2 separate regions of the Homo sapiens genome follow, and region 2 is linked to region 1. A link is a contact called in ENCODE Hi-C or POLR2A ChIA-PET data. All regions are on one chromosome and are shown on one strand. Each heading gives the region's core, a stretch centred on a gene start or an enhancer-like site at or near the end of the contact. The rest is flanking DNA. Distances are from core to core; before and after follow the strand shown.

What was found. Hi-C counts contacts between places; a loop is a spot of excess contacts on that map. ChIA-PET counts read pairs that join two places held with the same protein, here RNA polymerase II (POLR2A). Pooled maps may share reads with other maps.
Region 2: a loop to region 1 is called in a map of MCF 10A, with 6 times the contacts of the local background. The contact joins two enhancer-like sites. A Hi-C loop is called at or near these places in 5 of 168 maps with a recorded cell type or tissue (CD14-positive monocyte, MCF 10A, endothelial cell of umbilical vein and 2 more) and 4 of 50 pooled maps. POLR2A ChIA-PET finds 5 or more read pairs at or near these places in 3 of 52 experiments (AG04450, CD4-positive, alpha-beta T cell and MCF 10A).

What each region holds. Positions count from the first base shown.
Region 1 is chr5:158,458,906-158,464,833 of GRCh38, forward strand. No RefSeq gene overlaps it. Among named protein-coding and RNA genes, the nearest start is that of LINC02227, 52 kb to the left of the region's middle. Within about 2 kb of position 2,471, at least 9 of the 41 ENCODE cell types and tissues checked have a DNase peak (open chromatin) inside an H3K27ac peak, as active enhancers do.
Region 2 is chr5:158,382,837-158,388,764 of GRCh38, forward strand. All of the region lies in intron 1 of LINC02227 (long intergenic non-protein coding RNA 2227), which reads right to left. Among named protein-coding and RNA genes, the nearest start is that of LINC02227, 24 kb to the right of the region's middle. Within about 2 kb of position 2,180, at least 5 of the 41 ENCODE cell types and tissues checked have a DNase peak (open chromatin) inside an H3K27ac peak, as active enhancers do.

The sequences.
Region 1 (5,928 bases), core at 1,221-3,720:
AGGGAATGGGTGATGTGCTGTTTAAAAGGAAAAAAGGGCTGAAAATGAACATTATCTTCTAACAACAAAAGCTTTTCTGTTGAAGAGGAATCGACTCTTGCCGTGCCCCTTTATAGGATGGAAGTAGAAATGGTTGTTAGAAGTCACAGGGAGACTTTTAATTTAATATAAAGAAAAACTTTCTAAAGACTAGACTGATCCAAAATGGATTGGAAAACCTCATTAAGTAGCCTTCTGTTTCTTTCTCTTTCTCTCTCTAAATATTTAGGTAGAGGTTAAACAATTATGGATGTTAGTACTTGGTAAAATGTCAAACTACATTAATGGAGCTACTAATCAATTACTTTAGTAACTTTGTCAATCTGTTTGTCTATAATGCTCAAAAAACATTGGGATACACAAAATAATGTGACACACTCCTTGCTTTCAAACAACTTCTTATCAAGTCAGGAAGACAGATATGAAACAAATGACAAGTGATCCTGGACTTGACAATGACTTAATTTGTGAGCTCTGCCTTCATGGTTCTTTTTACCTTAAGTATCATATACCCGTCAGGGTCAACCAAAGCTTGTGTTTTGAGTGGTCCAATGGCTATGGAAGACATATCCTTTTGACAGTCAGGGATCACCTGCAATTCAACAGTGGTCAGGGATTACCTGCAATTCAGCAGACTCTGGTACAAATGGGAGAGCAAGAGAACATTGAAGATGTGGAGAAAGAGGAGGAAATGGAAGCAGAAGCATTAGCCAAAGAAGTCTAAGTGTAGGGCCATGCCACCAAGAAGCTGTTTGTCCCTGACACTTTCAAAGGCATTAATGCATGCTGAAACTTAGGGAGTTTCCAAGACTGATGACCCTAGTGTGAATACCATGTCAGTTATGACAGCAAAGAAAAGCACCTATACTTCCTCCAGGGAAATTCACTTGGAAAAGAAAGAAGGCTGGGCGCAGTGGCTCATGCCTGTAATCCCAGCACTTTGGGAGGCCAAGGCAGGCAAATCATGAGGTCAGGAGATCGAGACCATCCTGGCTAACAGGGTGAAACCCCATCTCCACTAAAAAATACAAAAAAATTAGCCGGGCGTGGTGGCGGGCACCTGTAGTCCCAGCTACTCAGGAGGCTGAGGTGGAGCTTGCAGTGAGCCAAGATTGCGCCACTGCACTCCAGGCTGGGTGACAGAGCAAGACTCCCATCTCAAAAAAAAAAAAAAAAAAAAAAAATCCTACCCAAGCTCATTGGATTCTTGTTTTAAGAAGCCTCATTCAGTCTAATCCATGATGAAACAATTCCCAGAAACAACTTTTAGAGTATAGCATTTGTGTTCAGTGTTTTATGTTGTAAATACTTGCACAATTATTTTTTTCTGGTCACTTATTTCATATTAGGTTTGGAATTTGTATAGATTAGTGGACTTACTTAGAATAGGCTTTGCTTTCTATGTCAAAGTTGGACTCAAAGTTAGAGGTCCTTATATATAATGTAACGTTTACAATTGCAATGTGTATAGGATACAGTGGGGTGCACCAGCAAGGGGGAGACATGTGGCCCCGGAGATGGACAGGAGGTCGGAAATGGTTCATGATGAGGTGAAGCTTGAAATACTAGTAGGAATTATTCACACAGACAAAAGAAAAAAGGGACAACACTAGCAAAGGAAGTAATGGGCTCAACACCACAAAGCCTATGGTAGTACACCTTCCACCTCTCAAATTACTCCATGACCGGATCATCCTCTACCATCATTCTAGATAGCCATTACCTATCCAGGGTGATTTTAGGTGACTGCGCAAACTTGTGGCGTCAAATAAGACTGAATCTTAAAATGAAAAAGTCATTCTTTTAAAAATTCTCTTTTAATCCTTCTAATTGCAACAAAGAAAAAAGTCTTAGGTTCATGCCACTATGCACATGAATAGCCTTTTTAACAAAGAGGGGGAATATCTCAAGTTTATTTTCCTGTTCCTCAGTTCTCTCATCTGCAAAATGGGGACAACAATAGAGACTAGTTGATAGACTGGTGTCAATTAAATGAAATATTATCTATAAAGCTTTCAGAACAGTATCTGGCACATATTAAAGTCTCAGTAAGTATTTCCTATTATTATTTTTGTTTTTGTTGCTATTGTCTTCCTAGGCAAGCAACATTTATCTGTTTAGAATGTAACAATATGGTTTTGTTTTGAATAAATTCATTTTTATAGTTAATAGTTGCCCTCTAAATTTTGTAACTGATACTGGTTTCTTTTAAAATTAAGAACGTGGACAAGCCAGGCAGAATGGGAATGAACACATTTTGGGAAATATAGCCCCAGATGATTTGTCAGGGTTTCTGCAGCTCTAAATGTCAAAGACTGTACTGATGGAGGAGGGAGGCCCAGAGAGGACAGAAACTTTACCCAAGGTCACGGGGCTCATTAGTGGCAGAGCTAGGAGCAGATCCAAGACCTCCAGATGCTCAGGCTCACGTTCTTCTCTCTGGAACTTGTTCATGGTCCAAAGCCCTGGGACTCTTCTCAGCTGACAGAGCCCTGTATTGGCCTTGACCTGGCAAAAGGTACACAGCCAGGGTTGCAGCTCTACAGAAAGCTCTGTTTACTCCCTCTGACTGCACTGAACCCTGAACCATGTCCTAAAACCAACAGTTGCTTGCTGTAATATTCCTACATTCTTACTGAGCCCTAACACCACGTTCAACACTGGGAATTTGGGTGGGCCCAGAGTGCCTTTAGTATTACTGTTATAATTCAAAACATCCAAATTATTATTTTCTCCATGAGATGAAGCCAGGAGAGTGCTGTTAAGTGGAGAGAAAAGTGTTTGTTACACTAGGCGTTCCAACAAAATGTCCTCCTTTGCTATTAAATCATAGCTTTTCTAAATGAAATGATATTTTGCAAACTTTGGCAGTGACCAAAGTTTGGACATTGTGCAGGGTCCAAACTTTCTCTCTCTCTCTTTCCCATTTTGTGCTTTTTCTCCATGTGGTCCAGAGAACTACTATTTGCTGGCTTTACTTTTCTTGTATGTCTTTCCTTATGACCCAAGTTGTCTACTTTCCCCAAAGACCTCAGATAACTTGATTTTCTACCCACAACTTGTCATTTTAATAAAGAATGAAACGGATAAATAGAGGCTAGAGACTGCAACCCATTACCCAAATGGGTTGTTTCTCAGAATCCCCCTTTCTTTCGAGTTAAGTGTGAATGGCTACATGGAAAGACATGTGCTTGTTACCCTAATGCCCCCAAACAGAAAATTAATGAAGGTCTATGGACATGGGAATTAAATCTGCAAAGGCTGAAGGTGATCAATAAACTCTATGAAAAAATGGCTTCAACCATATAAAACCCTCTACTGGACTCTTTTGTTCAGTCCTGTTTCCTGTGTGAACTGTACTAATGGGTACCTACCCATTTCCTAATCACCTCCACTGCCACCGAGAAGCTGTTAGTGGAATTGGCATTCTCAGGTCCCATCTTCTCTTTCATTTCTTGGTCTTCACTGACATGGCCTGAACAATTCAAGAGCGTGGCTTCCACATCCTTAGCTCCACTTTTGGAGCTCAAAGCAGGATTCAGAGCCGAGGAAACCCATTGACAGGCCTGGGGCATGCATGAGCCTGCAGCTGGGCTGCTGTTCTTCTACAAGACCCGGGGGACATGGAGTAGTATTGAGATTGCAAATCAGAAAAACTCTTCCTGCAGCCTGGCTTACATTGAGGAAAATTCCTGCTGGTGCATCGAAAGACAGGAGTCTGCTCCCCTGCTCACTGACCACAGAGCACACCCCATGCCTCTGCTCTCAGTATCCTTGGGCAGTGTCTCTCAGTAGGCTTGCCTGTATCTCTCTTGGGCGTCTTGGGCCCCCTTTCTCCCTTTCTTGCCAAATCTCCTTCCTTAAGCAGTTATCTAGGCCTGTAACGTAACTTTGAAATGTTTCAACTAAGAGTTCAGGGCACAGAAATGGTAAATGAGAGCAACTCCCTGTTTCCTGAGAATGGGAGCTTCTCATTATTCGAGTATCTTGGTATTTATGCATTCATTCATTCATTCATTCATTCATTCGTTGATTTAACAAATATTTATTAAGACTAGTACAAAGCACCATTCTAGGAACTAATTGTGAACGAGACAGGCAAGAATCTTGCCCTTATGGAACTTATATTCCTGGGATCAGGTCTGGCTTCATAATTTGTGAGGCCAGTGTAAATGAAAATGCAGAGCCTTTGTTAAAAAATAATTAAGATTTTTCATGACAGTAACAGCAGAGCATTAAGTGAGGCATGGGGGCCTTTTAAGTGTGGGGCTCAGTGCAACTTGTTCAGGTTACACACCCATGAAGCTGGCCCTGGTAGGGGTGACTGGAAAGTAAACATGCATGTCTCTGATGGATGAGCAGTCCAAAGGATGAGACCCAATTCATTGACTTCCTACAGGACTGACAACAGTTGGATTGTTCTTTAATGATTCAGAAATCAAGACAGAATTTTTCTGGGTCTCAGGTCATCATTAAATATAGTTTGTTGTTGCATAATTAAAGAATTGGCTTTGTGAGCTCTGAGTAACAGGATGATGGCTTATGGAGAGTCAGTGTGTTTGGAATAATAAGCCCAAGAAAATGATACTTTTGAAGATTAAAACGAGTAGAGTTACTTCTCATGATTGCTTCCCACAAACTCCTGAAAATCCTCTAAATACTCAAACAAATAAAACTAAGCATGCTACCTGAATACAGAAACTGTTACAGCTGCAGATATAAATTATTCTGGTAGTGCAGGATAACCTGTTTTAAGGGAACCCAGTGGACTACCAGTGCAATGAATAGGTTTAGAGGTTAATTTCTCAGACAATTCATGTAAATTCTGAATGTGATTTTGAATGCAGTGTTGGCAGGTATTTGCGAACGGCTGGCTATTCCACAGGTTCCCAAATTTCAGTCCCTAAGCTTGGCCAGTCCCTTCCTTTACCCCTGTTCAAATGTCTCTTTTCCATCCAAAAGTAACGAAAAGAGAGCCAAGGATCTGACAGTGGATTCTGTTAACTTCATTGTTGAAAAAAAAAAAAATACCAAGAACATGATTCTGACTTTCAAGCCCAACTGACAAGGAGGGAAACTCTAGTGAATGTGCTGGCATACACGTACTGGACTTTTATGAAAATTAAAAACAATCCTGTGGCCTTTGGAAATGAAAGCCAATTGAGTAATAGCACTGTGTAGGAAAGATTTTGTTCTCAAGGTGAGTATTTCACAACTGGGGCCGTTCGGGGGCCCATGTGTTTCACAAGTGATGTGTGTCATCATCATTAACTAGTCTGGTGTATAGAAAGATCACTGAATGGAAACATGGGTTTTTATTCCTATCTCTGCCGTGAAGTCAGGTTCCTAGCTCTCTCAGTTTTTCATCTGTAGAATGGGGGAGATAATAGCCCATCACTAAGAGTTATTGTGAGATTCAAATTAGCAACATATATAAAAGTCTTTGTAAACTGCATGTTGTTTTACAAATATTGGGTTTATTATTACTCTAATTGCCATTTTATTTATTTCTGTTTTCCAAGGTGAGCTCTTTGGGTGTAAAATGCAAAGATGGGATGAAGAGACATTGCAGCCCTCTGATTACTCACTTGGGGGAAGTAGATCAAGGCTATGATGTTGCCTGACAGTGATGGTTGAAGGCAGCTGAGTCCTGTCATGGAAAATGTAAAGGCCCTCCCCTTTTTCATTTCCCTCCAGGAACTTCTGCCTGTAGTAATAAAGAATCCTGTGTTCATGCCTGTGTTGCTTCATTTTAGGAGCTTGACTTTTATATGAATCTTTGTCCATGTGCAGGGCTGTCGACTATTGTTTCTGCCTCAGCTTACCCATGAAGAAAGGGAAGTGTGTGACATTAAATGATTTGCCCAGGTCACCCAGAAAGTCAGTGAT
Region 2 (5,928 bases), core at 930-3,429, 76 kb before region 1:
AACTGTTGCTTCTATGAAACTGTTTTGTCCAAAGCAATTATGAAACCAGCCTTGATCCAAGAAATGGGAAAATAGGCTCAATCCCTTGATAAGAGGAGCCACAAAGTCACCAAAGAATGTGCCTATGGGGGCTTTTAAATGGGACCATCACTATAACTGATCTCCTAAAAGCCCTGAGCTCTTTTGTTAGCTTGATTTTTAGAAATAGGCGTTAAAATACTACCAGTCATATGGGGACATTGTAGGAATAAAATGAGCAATATATATAAAGTGCTTAGCTTAGTGCCTGGTGCATAGCACATATAACAGTACTCAGGGTGGTAGCTCTTCGATTTGTTATTTTGGACTGCCATTCTAGAATAAGGATCCTCTTTCCTGCCCCAATTATGTGGGACTTTTTTCAGTCTCCTCTTACTTATTTGAAACACTTTTGCCTAGAGGGTAATGCCAGTACATCAAGTTCTTCCCACAATACTCTGCTGTAGATTGAAATTTTCTATGAAATTTACTTGGATGCAATTTCAGGGACTTTAGTTACTAAATGCTATCATGCACTTTATTCTAAAAAGGTGTCACATGTAAGGTGGCCAGCAGGCATGGGCAGTGTGGAGGGAAGCTCTGGCATCTTCTGGATGACATTCCTGTGCTAGTCTTCATGACAGTCAGCTGCCAGAACAATCTGTCCATATGTCTCTTAAGTTCAAACATACCTAGATTTGACCTGTCCATGTTTCCATGGAAGTCACATTGTTGCCCCTCTTAAATGTCTGTGAAGCTGGTTTACTGTCTGAACTCTGACCAGGATAGGAACGTGGTGCTTTGCACTTAGGCACTTCCTTAATATACTTACTCTGGTGAAAGTATTAGCTAATTCTGCTTCCAATTTGGGATTTGAAAATAAAAATAAATAGCAGTTGAGAAATAGCCTTTTGTCCTTCCTCCTTCCAATATAGAACATCTACCATACATGAAATGAATCTTAGAAGACTGAAGGAAATAAGAGCTGAGCCCTGCCCTCAGGGGATCTGTTGTAGGGTAGGTATGAAACTATGACATGATGGCAAATGTGATCAGAAAATGAAGGGTGGGGCATATGAGATTTAGGGAGAACTTAGAGGGGAAAGACTGGGCTTCTATGGGGGTGATTAAGAGAGACTTTGAGCTGTCCCGATGAATAAATAAGAAGGTCCCAATAACTTTTTTCTTATATGAAATTATAAAAGTTTTTATTTAAGAAATTAAGAAAATATAAATAAAAGAAGAAAGTGAGGGTCATATTTTACGGCAGATGGTGTTGGTTGATTATCTAATATCTTTTTTCTCCTTCTTAGAAACTCAGCCTTAATTACATTCAGTGCAACAATGTGCTGCTAAAAGACTACATTACCCAGAACCCTTTGCAGCCAGTTATCAATACATTGGCTGTGTAACTAAATTCTGAGCAATTTAAGTTAAAACATTGTGTGGGACTTCCAGGAAGACTCCGTAAGGGAGATGACTTCACTAGGAAGTTTGGCCCTTTTGCCCTTCTCTAGTTTTCCTTCTTGATGGGACATGAAGGTGATGGCTAAATCTCTAGCAGCCATAGTGGACCAGGAAGTGATTTTGATGATGCCTATATGTATTTAGTCAGAATGGACCAGGTTATGCTATAATAACAAACAGTCCCCTAACCTCAATGATATTCTATTTCTACCTCACCTAAATATCCAATAGACTTCAACAAAGAACCTGTGCTAACTAGAGTCACTCCATCACCCAGGCTGATGGCAGCTTTCTCTCAACATGTGCTTTCAAAATCACAATAGTAGGTGGAAGGATGTATAATGGATTGTGCACTGACTCTTAAAGCTTCTGCTTAGAAGTGATTCATGTTACTTCCCTTTATAGTTCACTTTTCCAAAGCAAGTCACATGACACACCAACATTCAAAGGGGAAGGAAGTGAAGTCCTATCATGTTCCCAAAACGAGGGAAGAAAAAGAGTATTAGTGAACATAAATAATGACTTCCATACTATGTGCTATGATGAAGAGCAGGAAGTTAGAATGCACTTGAATTTCTAATGACTTTGTGACTTGCCATCCCAGACTTCTTCTACTTGAGAGAATAAACCCTCCTGTGTTGAAACCATTGTAATTTGGGGTTTTCCATCTCATGGAGCCAAATCCAACTGTAATGAATTTATTTTTCCCCCATCCTTCTGTCATAACCACAAATATTATTTTGATGAATGTACTGGAAAAGAATGTGTATGAGTCTTGGAGTGCCTGCCCTGCTTTCAGCCCCATTTCAGAGAAGCAGCCTCAGCACTTCCTGACCTCTACAATTCCATGTTCTGTCATGCAATCATGCCACCCTGCACACAACTGATTGGATCAAGGCCAAAAGCACCAGTGTATGGGCTGAGTAGCCCACTGGCCATGAAGTAGCCTGGCCTGAGAGGTTTGTCCAGTGCAGGGGCTCTGTATGAGGTGATGACTAAGTGAGTGAATCAGACCCTCTTACTCATATGTGGAATTTGAGACACATACTGGGAAATTAAAAAAAAAAGCTGAGAGGAAAGCAGAAGCTGAGAGAAGTTGCATTATGTGACTGTAACAATATTGCAATTTTGAATTGTGTGTAGGATGTTGTGTTCTCTGTGAGATCTCCATGTTGGTTCCAAGAACTTCCCTGTTTTTCCTTTCTTCTGCGTGGCCTTATAATAAACTCCTTATATATTAGTCTGTTCTCACACGGCTATAAAGAACTGCCTGAGACTGGGTAATTTATAAAGGAAAGTGATTTAATTGACTCACAGTTACCCATGGCTGGGGAAGCCTCAGGAAACTTACAATCATGGGAGAAGGGGAAGCAAACATGTCCTTCTTCACATGGCAGCAGGAGAGAGAAGTGCAGAGTGAAGTGAGGGAAGTCCCTTATAAAACTATCAGATCTCGTGAGAACTCACTTACTATCATGTGAACAGCATAGGGGAAACTGCCCCCATGATTCAGTTATCTCTACCTGGTCCTGTGCTTGACAACGTTGGGATTACTACAATTCAAGGTGAGATTTGGGTGGGGACACAGAACCAAACCATATCACCCTATGACATGATAAAAAATTAGATCCTAACCAACAGTGTGTATCCTTCTCTCATCTGTTTTTATTTATGTTTTATCGATAGATGATTTTTTATAATGGTACTTACTTTTCTCTTTTACTTAGTAGTATATCATGACAATCATTCCATGCCTTTAAACATTCTTTAAAACAACACAAGAACGGGCATGTAGTATTCTATTGTACAACTGCACCTATGTAATCAATCCCCTAATGTTGGACATTTATGTCGTGTCCCATTTTTGTTTGCATATTTGCTTTTGCTTTTATATACAGCAGCAAAGTCAACATTCTTGAAGCTAAATATTTGCATGTATCCATGATTGTTTTTTTCTTAAAGAGAGAAGGTCTTTTTATGTTCTTTGGGCAGGACTTGAACTTATGGCCTCCAGTGATCCTCCTGCCTCAGCCTCTTGAATAGTTGAAATATTTTTATAGGTAGGAATCTGTTAGGCAGATATTGGTGATAAAGGGGACATTTCAGAGCAAGGATATGGCACAAAAAAGCACAAAGTAGTGAAGTTAGGAGAATATAAAGTTTGTCATCAAATAATCAAATTTTGCTAGTGTTGGGTAGGTATAAGAAGACAGTGGCCAAATTATTGATAGACTTGAAAGCCAAGTTAAGGTATAGCCATTAATAAGGGCTGTTTCTGAATATTTGGAAAGAAAACCTGGAGTATTACAAAGTGAGTCTCTTATCCTCTCCAAGGCTGGTGGTAGTGTTAAACAGAGGATCAGTAGAGGTTAACGTGGCCCATTTCACACTATGTGAGCTATAGAAAACAAATACAAAATCCCTTTGTACTTGGTATTGTGCTTTGTAAAAAAAACAAAAACAAAAACATGCACCCTAGGACTTAAAGTATAATAAAAAAGAAGAAGAAGAAGAAGAAAAAAAAACAGAATACAATGAAAAGTCCTGATACTTAGCAGGTAGAGTGACTGGAAAAATTAATGTATGAAAGCTATGAGAACAACATAATTCCATATGAACCTGTGTATCGCTAACACATACCCCCAAATCTGTAAAAAACACATTGTATTTAACAGAATCTAAGATGCCATCAATTGTAAGATGCACCATTATTTTGTGTGGCAATAAGGAAGAAATATTGTTGCCTATTGCAATTGGAAGATGCCAGAAACAGTAAAATGCACCTTGATTTCAGTGTTGCTGGAAAAAAAAAATACTATGCTTTTAAGGAGACTTTATCAGTGTGGGAAGTCTTATGACAAATAATACTCTAAGTCAGGGGTGTTCAATCTTTTGGCTTCCCTGGGCCACACATAAAATACACTAACATTAACAATAGCTGATAAGGTAAAAAAGGAAAATAGCAAAAAAAAAAAAAAAAATCTCATAATGTTTTAAGAAACTTTATGAATTTCATTGGGCCGCATTCAAAGCCCCCATCCTGGGCCACATGTAGTCCCTGGGGCATTGGTTTGACAAGCTTGCTCTAAGTAGAGATAACTATCATAAATTAATACTACTTCTCCATATTGTGTCCACCTTTAAAAATATTTTTTAAATGTATGTACATTGTTTTATTGAATCCCCCAAAAAGCATAGCCAATACAGAACATAAGCTTCCCATTTTTCAGATGAAGAAACTGATGTTAGGTGATTTAAAGAAATAGACTGTCAGAGCTACCACACCTTTCAAGGTCACCTGAGCCCAGCTCTGCATTTTCTGCTGGTGAGGGTGAGACTTAGCTTAGCTATTAACTGTCATTACACAGCTCTTCTGTGAGAGGTAGGCCTGTGCCTGCTTCTGATCTCACATCCCATTTCCTTTCCCCTTCACTACGAGGTCATCCAGCCAGTTAACAGCAGAGTTTGTATGAAGGATCAAGTGGGCTGACTCCAAATTCAGTGTTTTTTCCAATACCCAAGTGGAAAAACTTTCCTTCTTCAAGGACATCTTAGACTTTAATGTGCACAAGAATCACCTCGGGGCTTGTTAAATGCGGAGTTTTCCCATGCCCTACCCCCAGACACTCTAATTCAACTGGCCTGGGGTTAGACCCAGATACATATTTTTAAAATAAACTCCAGGTGATTATGATAAAGATGGCATATAGAGCACGCTTTAAGAAACGCTGTCCGATTTCAATCTTGAAATCGGCTTTGTCCCCTTTTCAAGAGGGCCTGCTCTTTGAAAAGCAGCTTCAGCCCCGCCTTGTTGTAATCCCTTATCAGTTCTATGTGTTTTGCAAATTGCATTTGCTCTTCATTTATGGACAAACCAGGTCAGCACTGCCAGGCCAATAAGAGCTGGATTTTCCCTAGCCTCATGCATCAGTGACATATTTGCCAATCTTGGCCCAGTTCCGACATCCCTGCAATCGGCAATGGTTGATGAGGATGCAGGATACACATGACTCGATTTGCAGAGAGCCGGCTAAGCTTTCAGGGAAGTCAATAAGAAAAATCTCATTTTGATCTGCAGATTGGACTCATTTGATTTGGAAGTCACTGGTGGCAAAAGAAATATGGGTCCAAGGATGTCTCTTCAAGTCCCTCTGTGGCTGTAATCACTCCTAAGAAGCAGTTTTCTCCACCTATCTCCTCCTCCCCTTCTCTGTTCACAAATTCAATGTGTCAGCTGATGGAAAGAGGAGAAAAAAAGTGATAATCACTCTCAGGCTCTCTGATGATTCCTCTATCTCACTCTCCACAGACTATGAAGGGTCAAAACAGCACCACAAACCATTCACCAAAATTATTTGCTACATGGCTCCTAGGAAACCAGTCTTGCCTCTGTGACTTCTCACCCAGGCCTGTGACTTTCAGCTTGAAGAGGTCAAAGGGGAA